Linked DNA regions of Homo sapiens: region 2 is linked to region 1. The links are chromatin contacts, found by Hi-C or POLR2A ChIA-PET in ENCODE. All regions are on one chromosome and are shown on one strand. The core of a region is the stretch at or near the end of the contact, and the rest is flanking DNA. Distances in the headings are between cores, read along the strand shown. Region 1 overlaps DNAI1 (dynein axonemal intermediate chain 1). Region 2 holds the start of CNTFR-AS1 (CNTFR antisense RNA 1).

Region 1 (5,995 bases), core at 1-2,500:
ACATCCCAAACCCCCAGTACCCCCTTCTGCACTTAACCACCTTGAGTATGACATGTGACAGTATAGAAAAATATGGAACTTGGATTCTTATGGGATCACAAGACCACCCCCAGGACTCCCAAGTGGTGAGGGCCTAAGCTGGAGAACAGATGTCTGTAGTATATTTAGGCACCAGTGCCAATGGGAAGGCCCTTGTCCACAGGAGGGCCATGTTCATTTCCTATGCCAATGGATTCATATTTTTTTTTGCAGGAATCCAAAGTACAGGGATCTGTTTGCAGTGGGATATGGCTCTTGTAAGTGATCTGACTATTCATTTATTTGCTCATGTAAACAGCAAACACTAAGTACCTACTCTGTGCAGAACTCTTTGCCAGTTGTAAGAAATACAAAGATGACTGCCCGCAGGGGGCTCACAGTCTAATGGGGAAGACCCACAATCCTACTGGCAATTAGTGCTGGGTGAAGGAATATTCTAAGCTGAATGTGTCAATGGAACCTTGAAGGAGTTATTCTGGTGAAGAAAGAGGGGAAAACACTTCTGGCAGAGGGACCTGCATATGCAAAGGCTTGGAGGCATGAGGAATATGGCAGAATATGAAGCTGCTGGGGGGGCCAGGGTCAGCCCTCAAAGGGCCTGGTAAGCCATTCCAAAAAGCTTGGATCTTCTCCTGAGGGGAAACCACTGAAGGAATTCAAGGACAGGGACATGACCAGTGCAGGGAGGAATTGCAGGCATTGCAGGCCTGAGACTGGAGGCAAGGAAACCAGTTAGGAGACTGATGCGGGCATCCCAAGGAGAGATGGCAGGACCTTAACCACACTGTGGAGTAGGGATGGAGACCCCCCCTTCCTGCCTCCTCCTCAGGCCTTCCTGACCGGGTGGGTGGGGGCATGGGGGATGGGATCCCCTGAACCTTCGGAGCCCACTGCTATCCAGAGTGTGCCCGCCCCTGCCAGTTACCCACCCAAGGCAGGAAGGCAGCACAATGGAAACTGTGTCCAGGCGATTTGCTTTCCCTTCATGTTACTTGGTCCCAGAAGAAGCCCCTAGCGCTGTGCTGGCCTGGACATTCCCCCTTCCCAACGGGAGAGGGCCCTACACTTCACAGTAGTCTCGCTCCCCAGTGCTAACAGCTTGTTCTCTGGCTGGGAGGATCAGCTTCTGCAAACACAAAAACCTTTCCATTCTCCAAGCTGCTGCTGGCTGGCAGGCATACAAGCTCCCAGTCACTGCCCCTCAGACTGCCTGTCCACCCATTCTTTGACCAGGGTGGGGAGGGGCAGTGGGTGTTTGTCATTCCTCTCAGGGAGGAGACCTTGGAGCTACTCCCAGTCTTGTGGTCTGGGCCGCCTTTGAGGATGCCCTAAATGCCTGCTTTGTGTCCCCACTCCTGAGGGTGGGCTGCTGCCAAGTGGGAAGTGCCCTCCCCCTCTGGCAGGGAACTAGCACATTCCTCCCCCTCTGCTGCAGCTACTGGGCCTGGAACAGGGCCTGGGGGTTGGGTTGGGCAGGCCCTCCCAGGAGTGGGTGTGGACCCCCCTGTGAGGCTACTCTCAACCCAGGCTCTCTGCCCAGGTCTGAAGCAGGGGTGTAGGGGTTGCTCCTCAGAAGGTGGGAGGGGAAACTGCTTCAGTTTTAGCGCTATTCTCCCCGCACCCAGGTTCGGAAGCAGGCTCAGCTGGTCGGGGTCATGTGGAGGCTGTCGTGGGGGCTGGAGGGCTGGGCAGCCTTGGGCAGGAGCAGTAGAGTAGGTCACCTCCCACCAGCAGAAGACCTTGAGCCTGACAAGCCCAGCAATGTCCTTTGGGCAGGCACTTACCTGAGAACGGTCTCTTTGTCCTTCCTTGATGCTGTTAGCTACATCCACGTGCCTGAGTGGTACCCGTCGTCAGCTACAGTCCTGGGGGTGGGGGTGTCACTTTCCAGTGACACCTGGGGCCAGAAGCCTCTCTGAGCCTTGGTTTCTTCGTTGGTGACATGGAAAGGCTGACAACCTGCCAGGCCTCCATTCCAGGGCTATTGTGAGGTACGCTTGAGAGAGAAGAAGTAAACATGCTGCAAGCGGAGGAACCACCTACACATAACGGACAATCATTGCTGATTTGTCTGTCATTCTTTCTCGTAGCTTTCCTGCAGTACCCTCAGGGAGCCCGAGCAGAGAAGGGGGGTGTGGAGACAGAGGTAGTCTCCTAGGGAGCAGGGCCCAGTGGCAGCAGCAGTGGTATTTGCTTTTGTTGTCACTGGCTCTGGGGTTGTTGGCCGGCTTTCAGATGAGCATCTATTCTCCAGAGCCTTGCATATCTCAGAACCACCTGCAGAGGCCTGAATAGAACCAGGCTGGCTGAGACTCAGGAAGGCCCCTGCATCCATCCTGAGCTTGCCTCTGGGAGTCCCATGCTCTTGAGTGCCTCCATGGGAGAAAGAGGGCGAAGCTGGGGCAGACAGAAGGCACCCTAGCTGCTGGATGGGGTCACTATGAGGAGCAGCTGGTCTCACCAGCATCCATCACACTGTCTTTGGAAGCTCCCAGATACCACCCTCCCATAATCAGCTTTTGCCTCATGAGGACAAACACTGGAGTGAGAATTTGGGTTTGTAGTTGGATTTGACTCTGGTGAGCTGAGTCTAGACCTCATAAACCTCCTTTTTATGGTATTCCCAGATATTTATTCTGTGACTCAGCCAAATAAAACTTTGGCAGGGGTAGGTATGTACCCTAGGAAGGACTGTAGCCATTCCCTCATTTCTGGGACAGGCCAGGTTGGTTGGAGCCAGCCAGGAACAAGCAGGTAGAGAAAAGGAAATCTGGGCAATTGCCTGCAACAGCACAGAAACATCCCTACCTGCTTCCCTTCTATAGCTGCTGGGTACCAGCTAGTGAGCACAATAGGCTGCTTAAAGGGCAAAGATTGGGATCCCCCTAGGGCCAGGCTACATGTTCCCAGCAGAGTAGAGAAAGAGGCTGTCAGTAGGTATAAAGCAGGTGGAGGAAGGTTAGAAGAAAAGGAACTAGCCCAAGAAGAGATGGCCTTGGGACTGCTGGGATGCAATGATGTCAGCCGGCTGTACTGAAGGGGTCCTTTCCAGCCCATTAGCCAATTCATAGCAGGGAAACAGGGACTTCTCATGGTCTTCCAGGCATGGATGGTGGAACAGATCAGGATGCTCTGTGTGGTCCTGAGGCTATCACACAGGAGATGGGGCAAGAAGCTTCCCAGAGCGCCATGTATTGGAAGAGCAGGGGAGCCAGCTGTTCCCCAGCCCAGCCTCTGTCTGGGGACAGCACCCTCAAAAGGGGCCAATGTCAGGCTCTGAGTCCCAGCTCTAAATCCCTTCCCACTCTGTCCCACCACATCCTGGCCTGTCCCTGGGCCTGCCCAGGCCAGAGATACACTTTTAGGGATTTAAATCTTTCCTGATCATTTGTTTGTCAGCTTCACTAATTAAGCAGTGTTAATTTCATTTACTGGAAATGGAAATTCATCCACCTCATTTCTTCTCATTCATCCTCCACACACAAAATCCATCACTCCTCGGCTGCGGGCTGCGTAAAATTTACAAGACTAATTATGTTGTCAGGTCTCTTTGTAAATACAGTCCTTAAAGGCCACTGTGCTTGCTGGGTTGTAATGCAAGGGCATTCCTGTTGTTAGTTTAATTACTGGTTAGTTATTTAGGTTCTCAAATGTTTGCCTCATTTTCCCTAAATCAAATTAAATGTCCCGCTTGATGTATTCTGTCTCTAAGGCCTTGCTCTTATTTCCACACTGTTTAAATATGACTTCTAATCGAACGAGAGTGCCTGGAAAAGCCCAGCTGCTGGAGAGGCTGAGCCCAGCTCGGCACCATGGCCTCTGGGCCATGCTTGAGGTTTTGAACCCTCTAGCAACTGATAACCTTCTTTAGAGCAGCCTTGGGCTAGTCCCCTGCCTTTGGAAACTGTGAACGTCCTAACACAAGGGGAATTTTTGTTCCTGGAGTCGAAGGTGGCAAGGCTGAGGTATGGGAAATGGAGAGAGGGTTTCATTATTGTCATCAGAAGGGCGGAGGAGCATTGCATCCATCCAGCTGACTTCTAGAGGGACGGCTTCCAAACCATCCCAGAAAAAAAAAAGTGCCATCTATGGGAGCCTCTCTCTCTGATTCCTAAAGTACGTTTGGGTCAATTTTCCCTAAATGTCTACTATATTAGTTTCCCGTTGCTGCTGGAATAAACTACCACAAATTTAATGGCTTAAAATAACACAAAATTATCATATAGTTCTGGAGGTCAGAAGTCCAAAATAGGTTTCACGGAACCAAAACCAGGTGGTAACAGGGCTGCATTCCCTCTTGAGGCTCCAGGGGAGCAGCCCTTTCCCTCCCCTTTCCAATTTCTACAGGCTGCCCACATTCCATGGCTTGTGGTCCCCTTCCAGCAAGCAATCGAATCATTCTGACATCTGCTTCTATGGTTACATCTCCTTCCCTGACTCTCCTGCCTCCCTCTTTCCCTTATAAGAACCCTTGTGATTACATTGAGTCTACCCAGATAATCCAGGATAATCTCCTCCATCTCAATGTCTTTCACTTAATCAAATCTGCAGAATCCCTCTTGCCATGAAAAGTGACATATTTACAGGCTCAGGGGATTAGGATATGGACATCTTTGCAGGGGGGCCTTATTCTGCCTACCACACACCCCCTCCAAGTGCCTCTTGCATGACTTAATAAGGGAGTCATTAAACAGCTGCTGTCTTGGAGCCAGTCCTGGGCTAGACTCATTTAGGACAGCACAGTAAGAGAGGAAGCCTGCTGTCAGTGGCTGGCCTGGTATCCTTGTCTCTGTAGCGTGGCATCTACTTCCTCCTGTCCACTGACCTGGCCTGATGCCCCTACATGCCCTCTGCTTTAGCAGAGTGCCCCCAGGTAGGGGCTGCACTAGCCTTCCACCTCTCCAGCTTCGGCTCCCCTGAGCTTGGTGAGGAGGCTGGGAGGACCGAGCTGGTGGCGGAAGGGCTGGGACTATGTTCATGACTACATATCAGGATGGGCGCCAAGTACACAGAAAATGAAAGAAAGAGTGGGAGGCACTCCCTTGACATGGGGCTGGTGGGGAGAAGGGCCTCTGCTGAGTGGTCCATTGTTGATTGCCAAAAGCTGTGCCCAGGTCAAGTGGGCCTGTGGAAGCCTGACTGGCTGGCCTGGGACTTCTGGGTTTGGGGAGCATGCCTAGATCTAGGGCTCAGGCTGAACCTGGGACTGTGGGGATATGCTCATAGGTGGCTAGTTTGGGACTCACTGTAGACAATTCGATGTTAGTTCAAGCTTAGCCCATATTTAGCTGGGGGGAGGGGTACATGGGCATTATCCAGGCATCTATGGAAAGCTGCCTGCCCTTGGCTGGGCATCCAAACCCCCTCTGAGGGTTCTGCTCCTTCCCAAGCTCACACACCTTCTTCACTTAGCAGCTCTTTGAGCCAGCATCCCCCTTTCCTGCACCTTGGGGAGAATTAGGAGAATAAACCTGGTCACCTTGATTGGTTGTTGGATCTTTCCATGATCTCTGAGAAGGGAAAGGTCACATCTCATAATTCCACTTCACAGATGGAAAAGATGAATCCCAGAGAGGAATCCCACACTCTGACAGATGCAGAGCAGGGCAGGGCTTGCCCACCTAGTGGGGTAGGGGTGAGGGGGCTTCTCCAGGCAGGGCAGTTGGATCCTCCAACCTCAGCCGCCCATCTTCCCTGGGTAGATGACTTCATGAAGCAGAGCCGGGGCATGCTGCTGCTCTACAGCCTGAAGAACCCCAGCTTCCCTGAGTACATGTTCAGCAGCAACAGCGGCGTCATGTGTCTCGACATCCACGTGGACCACCCCTACCTGGTGGCAGTAGGCCACTATGACGGCAACGTGGCCATTTACAACCTCAAGAAGCCCCACTCCCAGCCCTCCTTCTGCAGCTCAGCCAAGTCTGGCAAGCACTCAGACCCTGTGTGGCAGGTCAGC
Region 2 (7,247 bases), core at 3,550-6,049, 66 kb after region 1:
ATACTATTAATACTTCTCACTCCCAAATTCTGCAGTTATTCGCCTAAGAGCTTTCTTTTGCTTTGCCTGCTGGGACATCAGGGCAAAAGTGCTGGGGAATCAAAGAGCCTCCCTCCCACCCCAGGTGAATCTCTCAACCACTGATGGGCAGGAGCTAGTGTATACACATCCCAGCTCCCTCACCCTCAGGCAGGGCAACTCAGGTGCACGTTCTGCATCTGCACCTTCGGTGGTTAACCTCAGTCGCCAAGAGGCAATGTCTGGATAACTCACTCTTTACTGACTAACCTAACTTCCTTTTTGTGTGTCACTTTCCCATTCCTTCACGGTATTTCCTTCACCTGCCAAACAAACTACTTGCATAAGAATTCTCATCTTGGGATCTGATTCTAGGGAAACCCAAACTAAGACACTGTTCAAACAGCACACATTATCTTTTCCTTCCGTTTTCTTCCTGTTGCAGTCATGGATTCCTCCAGCTGTCTTGACTCCTCCCACCTTCTACTCTCCTGTCCTTCCCACCTCCAATCCATCACCAATTCTTCGACGTCCAACTGCGCCTTCTCAGCTTCCCCAGCTCCATGCCCTGGTCCCAGGTCCTCATCCTCTCTCCTGCATCCAGTAACAGTCTCCTTCCTACCTTGGTTTTTCTCCATCCAACCTGCCTCCCTCCACTCAGAGTGATCTTTTAAGAACATGACCCAGAAGATGTCACTGCCCAGCTTGCAGGATCATGATCTGCCCCCCGTCCCTTCCTTCAGCTCCCTCTCCACATCAACACCAGCCCAAGTGGCCTTTACATGCCCTCCCAGCCGCTGAGGCCTACGGTCACACCCAGCTCTCTGCCAGAAATGATGTTTCAATGCGTCTTCTAAATCACCGTTCGCTTCCCAAGTCTCCATTCGCTTCCCACTCCAGGATGCCTTCCTCCTTCCCTGGGGCCTCCTGGAGCGCCTTGCCTGTACCTGCATAACCACATATCCCACTTCCCTCCCTGAGGCCCTCTGACTAGCCCTTGTGGGAGCAGACACAGTGAGGCTCCTCCAGCTCAGATCCGTGACCTGAGGGTCTCTCCCCACTCATGTCCCAGGTGAGCCATGCCTTACCAGCTCTCTGCCTATGTTGTCAGAGGGAATAGGGTTTTAGGATACCCAAGACCTCCACGGGGGTGGGATGTGTGGGCAAATTGTCTAGGGGTCTGGACTCAGTGGGTAAGACTGGGCTCAGAGGCCAGAAGAGCGGGCCAGGACAAAATCAGAGGGCAAGGGTCAGGCTGCAGCTCTCCCCTCTCCATGTCCCCCTAACAGGAAGGGGACTTGATCTGGGCTAGGAGTCTGGGTCTCAAGGAAGGAGGGAGGCTGGATGAGGGGTGGGGGCAACACTTACAGCCCACATGCAGCAGGACTTGGTGGCGCAGGTGCCAGGAGTCACGGTGGAAGCAGGCGTAGAGGCCACTGTGGCCCAGTTCCAGGCCATGGAGCACCAGCTGAGAGCCGTTGAGCAGGTCAGGGGCCAGGTCTGTCCCATTTACCCGCCACGTCACCGCAGCATCCCAGTTTGCTGTCCCACATGGCAGTGTCACGTCAGAGCCCAGGCGCTCGTACTGCACATGGGGTGCCTCTGTGGGGGGTGGGGGCACAGGGCAAAAGTCACAGGTCACAGCCCGGCCCAGCACCCGCAGGCGAGCGTGCTCAGACAAGAGCCTGTGAGGATGGATGAGTGAGGACGAGAGGCTCGGTGTCTGTGTGAGTGTTTGGGGAGATGAAGAGTGTTCAAAGCTCCTCTATGCCTGTGCAAGTGTGTGGGTATATGAATGTCTCCAAATGTGAATGTGAGTGAGCATGTACAGGGGCTAGGTATGTGAATGGGCGATCTTCTGTGTGTGTGTGTTTGCATGTGACAGAGAGTTTGCATAGTGCTGAGAGGGGTCAGTTCTCAGAGAAAACCCAGTTCCTCTCCAGTCCCTGGGTTTTTTAAAGTTTCCTGACCCCCATGACCCGGATCTCTTGCCACCCACAGGCCCAGCCCAGTTACTGACGTCCATTATTACCCAGGCAAGCTGGCATTGAGGGGCCCCACTCCTGGACTCCTTTTTCGGTCTCCTTATCTCTTTCTCTTCCCCACCCCATCCTTGTCTCTTTCTGTCCTGTCTCTACCCCCCACCTCCCCCATCTCTCTTCCTGTCTCTCTCCCTTTCCTCTGCCTTCCCAGCCTGCCACCCCACAACAACCCGCCCCTCAGCCATCCAGGGCTCAGGCAGCAGCAGGAGAAGGGAGAATGGGCAGCAGGGAACCCTAGGGAACTCCTGGCAGCTGTCAAGTTCACAAGGCAGGAACTACTTAGGGCAGGTTGGGGGCTTGGGGGGTGCGGTGCTGCTGGGATGGAGTGAGCACTCTGACCATTCCTCTCCTACCCCCAGGAGCGGCCTGTCAGAGCCAAAAGCAAACCCCAGCCCTGCCTTCAGCAACCCAGGCGTGATGGACAGAGCCCAGGAGACTGGAAATGGAAGGGTGGAGGCGAGCACCTGTCGACAGGCAGCACGAAGTGGGGGAAGCGATCAGGGCAGAGAGACAGATTTAAGATGCAGGCACACAGAGATAGGGAGATGGGAATCTCAGGACACCCCCTTCTCATCCTACCCGCTGAGCCTGAGAGACAGACACTTCCCAGGTCTTGGCCAGATCTGCGGAGTGAGGGTGGGAGAGGAGAAGGGAAGGGGGAGAGGGCAGCAGTTGGGGTGGGGGGCTGCGGGATCCCTCGTTAACACTCGCTTACATCTCCCCTCCAGAGAGCCACCCTGCTGAGTTGGGGGATTTTTAGAGGCAATTCCTGTTAACGAGCCAATTAAGTTGGGCCAGTGGCCTCTTAATTAGGCTTGTTAACACCACCAAGACTGCAGGGGTGTAGGGATCCCCCTTGGACCCACTGGCCACCCCCTCCTCCCATTGCAGCCCCCTCCTCAGCCCTGCTTTGCTCTGCACTGGAACATCTGTCCCGGTTTGCTGCCTCTGTCGTCCTCGCTGTGCCAGGGTCTCTCTGTGACTCCGGGTCTCTCTCCCTCGCTGCCTATCTCTATCCTGCCCCTCTCTGTCCCTGTCAGAGAAGAAGGAAGCAGGAAACCCAGCCAGCCCTGACCACTCATCTGTGGAGCCTGGGACCAGCCGAACAGACGATGAACGGGCGGAAGGGCGGTGGCTGGGGGCCTTGGAGGCCACAGCTGTGAGGCTGGACCAGACACTAAACAGGGGCCTCCCCCTGACCAGAGGCCCAGTGTCCAAGACTCCGGCCACTGAGCGCCCCCAACAGTCCACCAGCTCCAGCCACTGAGCCCCCCTCCAGCCTCCCTTCCAAAAACCTGGAGCTTCCAGGAAACATGCCAAGCCCCTCTCTCTGCACCCCCTAGCAGAGACTTTGCATCCAGCTGCCTGAGGAGGAGGCTGAAAACTGACCTTTGGGGAGGGGGCGTGGCCATCATGGTCCCAGCAGCAACACATCAACACTGACCAGGCAGCTCAACGCTAACGTGGACCCAGTGTGGCCCTTAATCCTGGGGAGCAGGTACGGCCACCACACGAGGACACAGCAACCGAACAACACATTACATACAATGGCTATGGGATAACACCTCCCCACCACACCTTGTCTGCTGCACAAAAAAAGTAGAAACGCAACCTGACAATAATGACAGACCGATGATGTAAAGGCAGGGCAGAACGAAAAAATGACAACACAATGGCAGAAGACAACGACAGGCCACAGTGGAGAGGTGGAGGGGTAAGAGGACATGACAAGCACACAGTGTCACAACTGCTACAATAACACAACAATGGCAATACACGCAGCCATGCAACTGCTCCAAAGATGGCAGTGATTTAATCTTTTGTCTCTGGACAGCTCTGCTCCCGCCCCGTGGGTGCCCCTACTGATGTGCTGTCCATTTCAGAAATTAAATCAAGCAGCAGGGGGAGGATTGGGGTTCTTGGCCCTGAAGCGGTGACAAATGCTCCAAAGGAATCAGCTGTGAAAAGGTTGTTAGAAGCCAGGATGAGAGACAGAGACGGGATGAGGTCATGGACATGGAGAACACAGAGGGACAGAGCTGACGGCTCCCTCACACCTGCACACACAGGCTCACAGGGGGACCACATGTCAGAAACAGTCCCCCCGGGCATCCCAAAGCAACTTCACTTTGCCACACACAAAGGAACAAGGGCAGTCACCCCTAAAGAAGAAGGACATGCAGGACAGTCATCCACAAGGCCACAGTCACACACAAGTTCACAGTCACACAGGGACACTGTCTCACTTCAGGGATGGTAACACCTGATACGAGATCACATGTACACGTACAAGAAGGGCACCATCACCTAAAGGCACAGCAGTTATGCCCAGGGACACAGGGAGACAGTTTAATACAAACACACAAAGAGAAACAGAGAGACACAATTACATGTGGGGTACAGTCTCAAACACAAGGATACAGCCCCACAAAGGGCATGCAGACAGGCAAGGTGACATAGACAGACAATGTCACACGTGAGGAACAGTCCACAAGGATACAGCCACACAGAGAAATGCACTCAAACAGGGACACACTCTCACCCTCACAAGAACACAGTTTCACACTCTCAGAGAGGTGGCCTTATGTCCAGGACCATGGGGACACAAGGTAGAGACCACTGGCAGGCCCTAGGGATGCCCAGTCAATGCCCCTGGGGCTGGCCAGGATCTCTCCGGGTCTCACTGATGATCTCATAAAGAAGAGGCCATATAAGCCTCGACTCACTACCCACAGCCTTGAGGGTGGCAGAGCCCAGCCACCAGGGTCTGCTCCATGCCTGGTCCCTGGAGAGGCCCTCACCCTCTCTGCTTTCACCCAACCCGACTGACACGGAGTAGGAGGTGGGAATCATGCAGGCAGGGAGCTTAGGAAGCCTGGTTCAAGGTGAGTTTTGAGTTCAGACCTCGGGCTGATGTTGCTGTTTGAGGTGCTGCCTCAAGTGCAGTAGAGGGGCAGGTGGCCAAGTTAAGAGGGCCTCTGTTAACACCGCTCCTTGTCCTGTGGGCTGTGGGCAGGCCTTGCCCCTCACTGGAGAAATAGGTAAAGGGAGGGCAGGGAGGCTGCCAATGGCCGAGCCCTGAGCTGTCCCTCCCCCGTGTGGCCATTCCAGCTGATTAACCTGTCCCTTCCTTAGTGCACTGGCTCTCTCCCGCATGTTAGCCTGTCCCTTCGTCTCATTCTCAGTCCACCTTCTCTGTCCCCATCCTCCGTCTGGGATGAAGCTGAGGGTAGAAGGTGACCTGCAGTCTTGCCCACTGTCTCCAATCGGTGCCTCCAACTGCACCCCACAAATCTCCGAGAGATCCCCTTTCACCCAGATACAATATACAGGTCCCGCCCCAGCCTCCCCCGTCAACTCCCATCCCACCTGCCTGTACCCTATGCCACCCTAGTAAGAAGACAGATCATCTCAAGCCAGAGACACCGTCAGCATTCGACCACCCTAGTGTGAGTGTGGAGGACTGTGCATATCAGTGTCACATGACTCCATGTCCCTCTGGGTGGTCATGTGTGACAATGCCAGTGTGTGACTCTTGGGTAGTGTCAGGATGCAGCTATGCCAGTGAGGGTTCATGCCCAGCTCTGAGAGGGGGGTCAGCAGGCGGCTCCCGTGAGCACTCACCCTGTGGACTGTGTCTCTGGGCGTAGACAACTGCGGCGGCGGCGGCAAGCACAGCACAGCAGGCCCACGGGACAGGAGCAGCCATCTGTTGGGAGAAACCGGGGTGGGGGAGGGGTCAGCATCAGCCCAGGCAGGACTGTCCTGGGGAGCCCCTCCTGTTCTCAGGCAAGACTGGGAAATCCCAGCCCTAGGGCCCTGGAGAGGCCCTCACCCGCTCTGCTTTCACCCAACCCGACTGACACGGAGTAGGAGGTGGGAATCATGCAGGCAGGGAGCTTAGGAAGCCTGGTTTAAGGTGAGAGCATCTTGACCCCAAAATGCCCTTCTTAATGGGGCTCAAGATCTTCTTTCAGGCAACAGAAAGCAACATTATTGGCATCTGTAGGCAAAGGTTTGCTAAGATGGTAGAAGGCAACCTATGGTGGTTTGCTGTTCGATAAGACTAGTGGCTACACAATGTTGTCAACTGCAAATGAGTTACAGAATATTGGTAATGCCAGGGCCATTTTTCTAAAAAAAAAAATAACTTTACTGGTGAGGTTAGCTAATTAGCTATAAACATCATAAACTGAAAGGGTAATGTTTTAACTCAATTGGAGGTCTGTACTTCTCCAGATTGCTTTGAATGGCAGGCCCCCTGCTGTGCTCCTGGGGAGAGAGCCTGAAACCTGGATGCTCGGGAGCCCCTCAGATCCGTCATCTGTCCCCGACACCCCTGTGGTGAGCCTTGCCACTGGGCCCTGAGAAGCTCAGAGCAGTCGAGTCAGGGCAGTGGGACATGACCCAGGTCAGATGTGGCTTTTCCGTAATTGTACACCAATGATCAAGAGAAAATGAAGGATTTTAATATGTAAGTCCTTGTCAGGAACCCCGGCCCACCCTTGACCCCAGCCATGTGCCCCTAGGAGCCTGGGACCCCCAGCCCAGTAGGCGTGCATCAGTGTCCACATGCACCCATGCAAGTACACAGGATGCACTCAGGACATGGCCCCAGAAGCCAGGATGGATCCAGTGCCCCCCAACCTGGTGTCCTGCTTCCTGAGATGAGTCCAACTATTCTCTCCCCCTCCCCCAGCACACACCTACACTTGATGGCAGGGAAATAATTATTTCCTGCAGAATGGGCTGCAAATGTAACAAACCCCCTGACCTTCAGTCTGAAGAGAGAGAACTATCAACCACACAGAAGCAAAGATCCAGAGAAATACTGAGGGATGCTACCAGACACTCAACCAGGGCCACTCTCCGAGATTCCAGCCAGCCACACAGCAAAGATGCTGGCCGGGGACACTGCCCCAAACCACCAGACAGAACCCCAAAGAAACAGCTCCACACACAGTGGAAGATACACCAGAGACTGTTAGAAGGACCATCAGACAAAGCCAAAGAGACAGGTAGATGAAACCAGATAACCAGCCAGAGAGGTGGTCAGAGAACAGCGACACAATCAAAGGACCCACCAGAAACACTGTAAAGGACTCAGCTAGACCCAGGCAGATACACTGCCGAAGGACGAGCAAGGAGCACAGGCAGTGAAGCCGTCGGCGACAAAGCCAGAGAGCT

The links. A loop is a pair of places that touch in the nucleus more often than their neighbours do. ChIA-PET counts read pairs that join two places held with the same protein, here RNA polymerase II (POLR2A).
Region 2: a loop to region 1 is called in a map of astrocyte of the spinal cord, with 10 times the contacts of the local background. The contact joins the promoter of CNTFR-AS1 here to the enhancer-like site in region 1. A Hi-C loop is called at or near these places in 6 of 168 maps with a recorded cell type or tissue (DLD1, G401, astrocyte of the spinal cord and 3 more). POLR2A ChIA-PET finds 5 or more read pairs at or near these places in 2 of 52 experiments (T-cell and WTC11).

What each region holds. Positions count from the first base shown.
Region 1 is chr9:34,500,886-34,506,880 of GRCh38, forward strand. It overlaps DNAI1 (dynein axonemal intermediate chain 1), which reads left to right. Exons shown (of 20, transcript NM_012144.4): 12 at 253-296; 13 at 5,742-5,989. Among named protein-coding and RNA genes, the nearest start is that of ENHO, 19 kb to the right of the region's middle. Within about 2 kb of position 1,251, at least 5 of the 41 ENCODE cell types and tissues checked have a DNase peak (open chromatin) inside an H3K27ac peak, as active enhancers do.
Region 2 is chr9:34,563,213-34,570,459 of GRCh38, forward strand. It overlaps CNTFR-AS1 (CNTFR antisense RNA 1), which reads left to right and starts at 4,800. Exons shown (of 2, transcript NR_024369.1): 1 at 4,800-4,945. It overlaps CNTFR (ciliary neurotrophic factor receptor), which reads right to left. Exons shown (of 10, transcript NM_147164.3): 3 at 5,685-5,769; 4 at 1,387-1,620. The coding sequence starts at 5,769. LOC105376023 (a long non-coding RNA gene) reads left to right here and starts at 5,887. Exons shown (of 3, transcript XR_007061466.1): 1 at 5,887-5,979; 2 at 6,300-6,404; 3 at 6,760-6,852. RefSeq lists an enhancer at 5,205-5,739.